Regions from separate parts of the Homo sapiens genome. Here region 2 is linked to region 1. Evidence: chromatin contacts called from ENCODE Hi-C data. All regions are on one chromosome and are shown on one strand. Each heading gives the region's core, a stretch centred on a gene start or an enhancer-like site at or near the end of the contact. The rest is flanking DNA. Distances are from core to core; before and after follow the strand shown.

Evidence for each region. A loop is a pair of places that touch in the nucleus more often than their neighbours do. Pooled maps may share reads with other maps.
Region 2: a loop to region 1 is called in a map of ascending aorta, with 2.9 times the contacts of the local background. The contact joins the promoter of ETV2 here to the enhancer-like site in region 1. A Hi-C loop is called at or near these places in 1 of 168 maps with a recorded cell type or tissue (ascending aorta) and 5 of 50 pooled maps.

What each region holds. Positions count from the first base shown.
Region 1 is chr19:35,125,446-35,130,367 of GRCh38, reverse strand. LGI4 (leucine rich repeat LGI family member 4) reads left to right here. Exons shown (of 9, transcript NM_139284.3): 7 at 3,351-3,515; 8 at 3,593-4,098; 9 at 4,861-4,922. Among named protein-coding and RNA genes, the nearest start is that of MIR6887, 5.2 kb to the right of the region's middle. Within about 2 kb of position 3,672, at least 3 of the 41 ENCODE cell types and tissues checked have a DNase peak (open chromatin) inside an H3K27ac peak, as active enhancers do.
Region 2 is chr19:35,638,381-35,643,156 of GRCh38, reverse strand. ETV2 (ETS variant transcription factor 2) reads right to left here and starts at 1,412. Exons shown (of 7, transcript NM_014209.4): 1 at 1,001-1,412; 2 at 627-723; 3 at 459-542; 4 at 112-192. The coding sequence starts at 696. RefSeq lists an enhancer at 541-1,256.

The sequences.
Region 1 (4,922 bases), core at 2,423-4,922:
TATTATTATCTATAACAATATGAAGGGGACCTGCCCCTCCACACCTGTGGGTATTTCTCGCAAGGTGGAGAAGAGAGACTGAGAAAAGAAATAAGACACACAGACAAAGTATAGAGGAAGAAAAGTGGGCCCAGGGGACTGGCACTCAGCAAGTGAGGACCCGCGCCGGCACTGGTCCCTGAGTTCTCTCAGTATTTATTGATCACTATCTGTACTATCTCAGCGAGGGGGATGTGGCAGGACTATAGGGTAATGGTGGGGAGAGGGTCAGCAGGAAAACATGTGAGCAAAGGACTCTGTGTCATAAATAAGTTTAAGGAAAGGTACTGTGCCTGGATGTGCACGTAGGCCAGATTTATGTTTAACTTTACACAAACATCTCAGTGCAGTAAAGAGTAGCTGAGCAGTATTGCCGCCAGCATGTCTCACCTCCAGCCATAAGGCGGTTTTCTATCTCAGTAAACAGAATGTACGATCGGGTTTTACACCGAGACATTCCGTTCCCAGGGACGAGCAGGAGACAGATGCCTTCCTCTAATCTCAACTGCAAAGAGACCTTCCTCTTTCACCAATACTCCTCAGCACAGATCCTTTACAGGTGTCGGGCTGGGGGACAGTAAGGTCTTTCCCTTCCCACGAGGCCATATCTTAGGCTGTCTCAGTGCAGGGAAACCTTGGACAATACCCAGGCTTTCTTGGGCAGAGGTCCCTGCGGCCTTCCACAGTGCATTGTGTCCCCGGCTAATCGAGAATGGAGAATGGCAATGACTTTTACCAAGCATACTGCCTGCAAACACATTTTAACAAAGCACGTCCTGCATAGCCCTAAATTCATTAAACCATGAGTCAATATAGCACATGTTTCTGTGAGCACAGGGTTGGGGCTAAGTTCATAAATTAACAGCATCTCAAAGCAGAAGAATTTTTCTTAGTACAAATCAAAATGGAGTTTCTTATGTCTTCCTTTTTCTGCATAGACACAGTAACAGTCTGATCTCTCTTCCTTTCCCCCACAACATGTATATATAATATATATATAATTATATATGCATACATAATTATTATCAGCATATAATTATTATTATTCTAAGTGTAAGAAAGACATGTTTTTGGTCTGTGGGACACATAGAAGAAGGGGATTTAACTTAGGGAGTCCCTCTTCATTCAAGTTATCCAACAAATGTTCACTGAAGTCCACTCAGTGCCCAGCCCTGTGAGAGGTGATGGTCACTGTGGTTGCGACCTGAGCCGTGGCCTTACGGGACTTACAGTCCTGGGAGTTTGGGGAGATGGACATTTAACAAACACGGCACAGATCAATGTGTGCTATACGTTGTGATAACTACAAGGAGTGATGAGAGAATGAGGGTTCCTATGGGAGTCAGAGAAGGCTTCTCTCAAGTGGGGATGTTAGGTCTCGATGTGGCTAAGTGAGGAACAGAGGGAAGGGCTCTTCAGAGAGAGGGAACAGCCTGGCCGGTGGCCCTGAGGCAGCATACAGTGTGCCCTGTTTGAAGATCAAACGAAGGCAGGTGTGGCTCAGGGGTAGTGAGTGGAGGGACAGGTATGGATTTTGGAAGCCACAGAGAGGAGAGGAGACTTTATTCTGGGCCATGGCAAGAATAGAAAGTTTTTTGTATGTTTGTTTGTTTATTTGAAACAGGATCTCACTCTGTCGCCCAGGCTGGAGTTCAGTGGTACAATCACGGCTCACTGAGGCCTTGACCTCCCCAGGCTCAGGTGATCCTCCTGCCCCAGCCTCCCTGGTAGCTGGGGCTACAGGTGCACCACCACCATGCCTGCTAATTTTTTGTATTTTTTGTAGAGATGGGGTTTTCACCATGTTGTCCAGGCTGCTCTCGAACTCCTGGGCTCTACTGATCCATCTGCCTTGGCTTCCCAAAATGTGGGGATTACAGGCGTGAGCCACCACTCTCGGCTGAGAGTTTTGAGCAAGAGGTGATTTGATAGCCATTTAAAAAAGATTCGCCCTTTAGGTGGGCATTATATGTAGTTTGGCTCATTGCTTCAACGCTGGCACCTGGAAACAGGGCCTGGCACGCAGAGTGAAATATTACAGCCTGGAGTCAACTGCCCAGCTCCCCTACTAACAAGCGGAGCAGCCTTGGTGCCCCAGTGACAATGAAAGCCAAGCCGCTGTCACAAACTCTCAAAATACCATGAATTAAGGATAGAAGGATCTGGAGTGAGCTGTCCAGGTACGTGGGGCAGTCCCTGGGCATTGTCCTTGCTTTCAGGCTTGAAACCAGGTTGTGGCACACCCACGTGGTGGGAAAGGAGACCAAGTTGGGACAAGCTGTTTCCAGGTGTGGTGGCTCATTACACTCATCACATCTGCCCTTGTTCCACTGGTTACTCAGTCTCAAAACAGCCACATCTAACTTTCAGCGAGGGCGGTGAATGGGGGTCCCGGGATAATGCAGCCTCTAGCTGGGTGGCCTGGTGACCAGCTCCAATCCTCTCTCCTGGAAGGTGGGAAGGATGGATTTTGTTGGATAACAGACTGCCTGTGCCAGTTAGCCTTTGTTTTCTCATCTGCGAAGGGGAAATCATCACAGAATGTACCTCACAGGGATGTTGTGAAGTTAAATGAATTAATCCAGATGCTGTTTCTAAGGGATTATTTGGTGATGCCACACAGCTTAGAAAATAAGATTTATGGGCCGGGCACGGTGCCTCACGCTTGTAATCCCAGCACTTTGGGAGGCCGAGGCGGGCAGATTATGAGGTCAGGAGTTCGAGACAAGCCTGGCCAACATGGTGAAACCCCATCTCTACTAAAAATACAAAAATTAGCTGGGCGTGGTAGCGGGCGCCTGTAATTCCAGCTACTCGGGAGGCTGAGGAAGTAGAATTGTTTGAACCCAGGAGGTGGAGGTGGCTCATGTCTGTAATCCCAGCACTTTGGGAGGTCAAGGCAGGAGGATCTCTTGAGCCTAGGAATTCCAGACCAACCTGGGCAACATAGCAAGACTCCATCTCTGCAAAAAATAAAAAAATAGCCAGCCATGGTAGCACACACCTGTAGTCTCAGCTTAAGAGGCTGAGGAAGGAGGATTGCTTGAGCCTAGAAGGTGGAGGCTGCATTGAGCTATGATTGTGCCACTGCACTTCAGCCTGGGAGACACAGTGGGACCCTGTCTCAAAACAAAACAAAATACCCCTCGACCCAAACCAAACAAACATCTACAGATCAAGATTCCAGTTATATGTCCCTATGAGGGGGGTACCATGAATGGCCTCCATTTCAGAGATGTAGGCAAACTGAGGCTCAGCAATGAGGACCCTGGGGGTCCTGGGGCCTGCCTGACTCTCTTCTCCACCCACAGAGCTGTCCTGGTTCCAGACGGTGGGGGAGTCGGCACTGAGCGTAGAGCCCTTCTCCTACCAAGGGGAGCCTCACATTGTGCTGGCACAGCCCTTCGCCGGCCGCTGCCTGATTCTCTCCTGGGACTACAGCCTGCAGCGCTTCCGGCCCGAGGAAGAGCTGCCCGGTGAGCCCCCTCCCCGTCCTTCTGCCTGTCCAGCAGCCTGCCTGGCTGGCCTGACCTGCCTCCCCACCTCCCCACAGCGGCCTCCGTGGTGTCCTGCAAGCCACTGGTGCTGGGCCCGAGCCTCTTCGTGCTGGCTGCCCGCCTGTGGGGGGGCTCACAGCTGTGGGCCCGGCCCAGTCCCGGCCTGCGCCTGGCCCCAACGCAGACCCTGGCCCCGCGGCGGCTGCTGCGGCCCAATGACGCCGAGCTCCTGTGGCTGGAAGGGCAACCCTGCTTCGTGGTGGCCGATGCCTCCAAGGCGGGCAGCACCACGCTGCTGTGCCGCGACGGGCCCGGCTTTTACCCGCACCAGAGCCTGCACGCCTGGCACCGGGACACGGACGCTGAGGCCCTGGAGCTGGACGGCCGGCCCCACCTGCTGCTGGCCTCGGCTTCCCAGCGGCCCGTGCTCTTCCACTGGACCGGTGGCCGCTTCGAGAGACGCACAGACATCCCCGAGGCCGAGGATGTCTATGCCACACGCCACTTCCAGGCTGGTGGGGACGTGTTCCTGTGCCTCACACGCTACATTGGGGACTCCATGGTGAGGCTGGGCCTGGGGGCGGGGGGCTGGCTTTTCAGCACTGACCCAATCTTGCACACTAAGCCTCTAAACTCTGACCTACCCTCACATGCCGACCTTTGAACCAGGACCCCACCCCACACTGATGCCAAGACTCTGACCCCCTCAAGGCTGGCTGACTCCGAACCACTCCCCAGTCCCCGACACTGATGCTGGCCCCAACATCCTGATTCTACCCCCAAATGCTGGCTCTGTGACTCGGATGCATTCCAGACTTCACCACAGCCACACCTGTCCCCACCCTGACACTGAGCCCCCAAGGCTGATGCTAGGGTTAAGCACTGCCCACTGTTTCTGGAGTGAGGTGCAGGCAGGGGAGGGTTCTGAGTCTGGAAGGGCCCTGATCTGACTCAGGTGTTCACAAGGTCTCTGGGTGGGGAACAGACTGGGGGAGCAGGGAGAGGAGCCTAGAGGCCAGGGAAGAGGCTGCCAGGATGGTCCAGTCAGGAGGGGATGGAGTTCAGCCAGAGGTGGTGGGAGAAATGTACAACTGTAGAAGGTGAAACTGACAGAGTCCATGGCTGAGTGCTTCTGTGTGGGGCGTGAGGGCAAGGGAAGGGCTCAGAACAACTGCATGTGTGTGGCCGAACAGGTGGGTGGTGACTTTTATGAAGATAAGAAAGCTATGGGAGTTTTGGGACCGACAGGCTTCTGCTTCCAAGCTGTTCCACGGCCCCCAGAGACCCCCGGGACCCCAGGCCCTCACTGGCCACACCCCCACAGGTCATGCGCTGGGACGGCTCCATGTTTCGTCTGCTGCAGCAACTTCCCTCGCGCGGTGCCCA
Region 2 (4,776 bases), core at 163-2,662, 520 kb before region 1:
ACCTTGAGGGCGCAGGTGTTCTCAGTCCTCAAAGATCAGGGAGTCTACACCTCTAGCCCCGGTGCCTCGGGACCCCAGTCCCCACCTCCCACCGCCTCTCCCCACACTCACCCGCCCCCCATGGAACTTCTGGGTGCAGTAACGCGGAGCCCCAGTCCAGCTGTGGGAAGCTTGCCAGGGATGAGCTTGTACCTGAGTTTAGGGAGGACTGTGAGCAATGAAAGAGACCCCTCAACTACCCACTCTCTAGTCTCTACTTGTCAGGGACTGGGAGTTATGGCCCCCCAGCCCGTATTTCAGCACCCCGCGCCCCCTTTTCCTTCACCCTCAGGGGTCAAGCACGCGGCCCCTCCCCACCCAGTCCCAGGAACCTAGGCACGCCCCCCTCCTCCCTTTGCCCTAGGATCCCAGCCTCCCCGCTTCTTCTCCAGCACTTAGGGGTCCCAGCCCGCAGCCACCTTTCCAGCATGTCTCTGCTGTCGCTGTCGGCGTGTCCCCTTGGAGTGCCAGATCAGGGAAACAGAAGCCTAATTTGGCTCCTTCTGCAGGCGATAAGGGGTTAGGGTCAGCAGAGGCCCCACCTGGACACCCTCCCCACACACGTTGTGGCAGCCTCGGCAGCCTACCAAGCCCTGCCAGCTTGTTCCCTGGAGGCACTTCCTGTGGGGATGCCTCATCCCAGTTCCACAGGTCCATGGATGCGATGAAGGCCTTCTGAATGTTCTGGGTCGGGAAAAGTCCAGATGGCAATGGGTGAGCTGGTGACACTTGGAGGCCCTGGAGTCTGGGCCCCAGCCCTAGCTTCCCTCAGAGCCAGGAGTCCAGGCCTCCGCTCCCTCCTTCCCCAGGAGCCTAAAATCTTGGTCCTGGGAGTGAGGGACCCCAGCTCTCTTCCTCTGTTAGACCCAGGAGTCCAGGCCCCCGGCTTCTTGGGAGTCTAGTCCCCCAGGTCCTTCCTAACCCAGACACCCAGGCATCTAGTCCTCAGTTCATCGCTCACCTCTGGCGGGTTCCTCTGCCCCCAGCCGGGGGTCTCAGCCCCATTTCATACCATGCACCCCCTCCCCCAAGGGCCTGGGCAAGGGGGAATTTTCCGAGACGTCAGAGCAGGGGTCGCAGCCAGGCTCAAGTTGCAGAGGCAGGGGCGGGGCCGAGCCTCGACCCCAGCCTCGGGGATAGGTGCTGGCCTCTGGGGCTGCCCTGCTGCAGGGGTGGCGTGGGCTTGGAGCGAGGCTTGGGGAACAGCGGGCTGGGTGAGGGCAGGGCGGAGGCTGGGAGAAGTTTACGGGGTGATGGGGGCGGGGCGGGGGGCTTGGTGAACGGGCTGTCTGCCTCAGGGTCTCGATCCTGCGACATGGGGGGAGTGAGGGGAGAGGGTCTGGGGTCAGCTGGGCTAAGCTGGGCTTATCTGCAACAGGAAGAGGGATTTCCGGCCAGATTCCCCCACCCGCCCCCAGCGTCAGCTGACGTCACAATCGGCAGAGTAACTGCGGGGGCGTGGAGCAGGAGTGAAGGCCCACCCAATCCTCCACCAGGCCCAGTAGGGAGGGCGTCCTGGGGCTGCTTCCCAGGAGTGCCAATCATAGCAATATTGACATCAACAATTTCAACAATAACAATAGTAGCAATAACGGCCAACATTAAATGAGGGCTCATTGTGTGAAACCAACTGTGCCATACCCCTTCATTGAATCCTTCTATGAGGCAAGTACAATACATACTCTCATTTGATGAAGGGGGAAGGTAAGGCAGGCATCCTCCCACTGCTCTCCTTCTCCAGACCCCATGCCCTTCCGCGCTGTAATAGTTTAGGACAATTGGGGAAACTGGAGTATGAACTGAATATGAAATATCATAGAATTCTTTTCTTAGATTTGATAATGGTATTCAGGAGGAAAGATATCATTTAGAAAATGAACTCAGAGATGAAATGTTATAATGTCTGTAACTTGTGGTTGGGCGCGGTGATTCACGCCTGTAATCCCAGCACTTTGGGAGGCTGAGGCGGGTGGATCATCTGAGGTCAGGAGTTCTAGATCAGCCTGTCCAACATGGTGAAACCCTGTCTCTACTAAAAATACAAAAAATTAGCCAGGCGTGGTGGCGGGTGCTTGTAATCCCAGCTACTCGGGAGGCTGAGGCAGGAGAATTGCTTGAACCAGGGAGATGGAGGTTGCAGTGAGCCAAGATCATGCCATTGCACTCCAGCCTGGGGAACAAGAGCGAAACTTCATCTCAAAAAAAGAAACAACAAAAAAAAAGTCTGTAACTTGCTCAAATAATTCAGCAAAAAACAACAAAAAACCACAGCTATACATGTAACATATACATACATACATGAAATATTTAGGACATACCTAAACTATAAAATTGTTCACGTAAAATTCAATAACTGGGTGTCCTATATATATATAAAATATTTTTCGAGATGGAGTCTCACTCTGTCGCCCAGGCTGGAGTGCAGTGGTGCGATCTCAGCTCACTGCAACCTCTGCCTCCCGGGTTCAAGCAATTCTGGTGCCTCAGCCTTCCAAGTAGCTGGGATTACAGGCAAGCACCACCATGCCCGGCTAATTTTTTGCATTTTTAGTAGAGATGGGGTTTTGCCATGTTGGCCAGGCTGGTCTCGAACTCCTGACCTCAAGTGATCCACTTGCCTCGGTCTCCCAAAGTGCTGGGATTACAGGCGTGAGCCACCATGCCTAGGCTAATTTTTGCATTTTTAGTAGAGATGGGGTTTTGCCATGTTGGCCAGGCTGGTCTCAAACTCCTGGCCTCAAGCTATCCACCTGCCTTAGCCTTAGTGCTGTAATTAGAAGCATGAGCCACCACCGTGCCCAGCCATCCTGCTGTATTTTAATAAGTATGTAATATTTACCATTAAAAATAACTTTTGCATATCGGCATCTTCCAGTCCCCAGCCCAGCCTCTTGATCATTAACTACTTGCCGTTCTGGAGAGCGGGTGGCATTGCTCCTCCTTCCATTTTACAGTAAAGTAAACCGGGGGTCCCATGGAGTGGGAGTGGGACTGGGATTGGAATCAGTGTGGGGTAAGCCACAGAGCCCTGGAGCATCACTGGTCCCTCTATCCGTCCAGCGCGGAGGCCTGAAGGGAGTCCTGGCTTCCCATCCTTGAAGCTGGCCTCTTGTCTGTCTCTCCATGTCTCTCTGCCCTCTTTCTTCAGGTTGGCATATCTAAAGCTGGGTCTCTGTTGCCACGGGCCTGACTCCAGTGAGGCTTTGTCACCTGGTCTCTTCTGACATCTCTGTCCCTCCCCATCTGTCTTTGAGTGTTCCTATCTCATCTCCTTGTCCGTCTCCATCTGTCTCTTGGTTTTCTCCCCGTCCCCCTTCCCACTGCACAGTCTCTGATGGTTCTCATCTCTGCCTCTGAGCCTCCTGCTCACAGCGCCATCTCTACCTCTGCTTGCCACATTCTATGTGTGTGTGTCTCTTCTTGTTCTCAGGAAGACTTGTGTGCATTAAAAAAAAAGATAAACATTTAGGGGGTACAAGTGCAGATTCCTTACTGGATATATGTCAGTATATCCAGTATACTGGCCTGGGCCTTTAGTGCACCCGAATGGTGAGCAACGTACCCAACTGGTAACTGTTCAGCTTCCCCCACGCTCCCACCTTTTGGAGTCTGCAGTGCCTGTTACCCCACTCTGCATGTCCACGTGTACCTGCTGTTCTGCTCCCACTTGGAAGTGAGAATCACATGCATTTGGAAGCGTCCTTTCTGGAGCCATCCTCTCTTCCCATCTCCTCCCGTGACCCTATGCTTGCTGTCAGTACAAGGGGGGTCAGGGGTAGAAAAGACTAGTGATGGGGGGAAGGGGCTTTGAGGATCCTGGGGCTGGGTGGTCTGGCCCAGGTGGCAGGGGGCTAAAGGGCACTTCCTGCCAGGGAGGCTCTCACCCTCTGACCAGACTGGAAAATGTGACGTCAGAGAGGGGGCAGTAAGGCGGGGAAGACAGGAACAGGAGAAATTCGACACCTCTCCTGGGGGACCTCGGTCCCTGAGAGGCCTTGGTATTGTCCATCCCCCGACTTATGCCCCACAAAGTCCTGCCCAACCTGCTCCCTCCTAATGGAGGGTTCCGATGGCTGTGTCCCTGGGAGACCCTCCACTCCTCCCCATACTCAAACCTGCCATCTCCCTCCTCTGGCCCAGTCCCTGCCCCAGCCTTCTAGACTTCCAGCCACAGTGGTGGTCGCAGGGCGTTTTTTTTTTTTTTTTTTTGAGACAGAATCTCACTCTGTCACTAAGGCTGGAGTGCAGTGGCGCGATCTCAGCTCACTGCAACCTCCTTTTACCAGGTTCAAGCGATTCTCCTGCCTCAGCCCTCCCAAGTAGCTGGGACTACATGTGCCCGCCACCACGCCCAACTAATTTTTGTATTTTTCAGTAGGCACAGGGTTTCACTATGTTGGCCAGGCTGGTCTCGAACTCGTGACCTCAAGTGATCTGCCTGCCTCCCAAAGTGCTGGGATTACAGGCGTGCGCCACCGCACCCAGCCGGTCACAGGGCCCTTTCTACAGCGCACATCTGTGCTGCCCAGGACCTTGCTGCTGCTTGAATTTTCTCAGCTTTTTGGGGCTTGCTGCTGCCTTCTGCGTAAAGCTTAAGCCCTCAGCCTGGCATTCAAGGCCCTGCACAGACACCTCTTCAGACAGGCAGAGGCCAGCTTGGAGCTGGGAAGAGAGGGGAACAGACCCCAAGTCTCTGTTCTCTCTATCTGTGGGTCTCTCCTCCTTTTTCATTTCCCA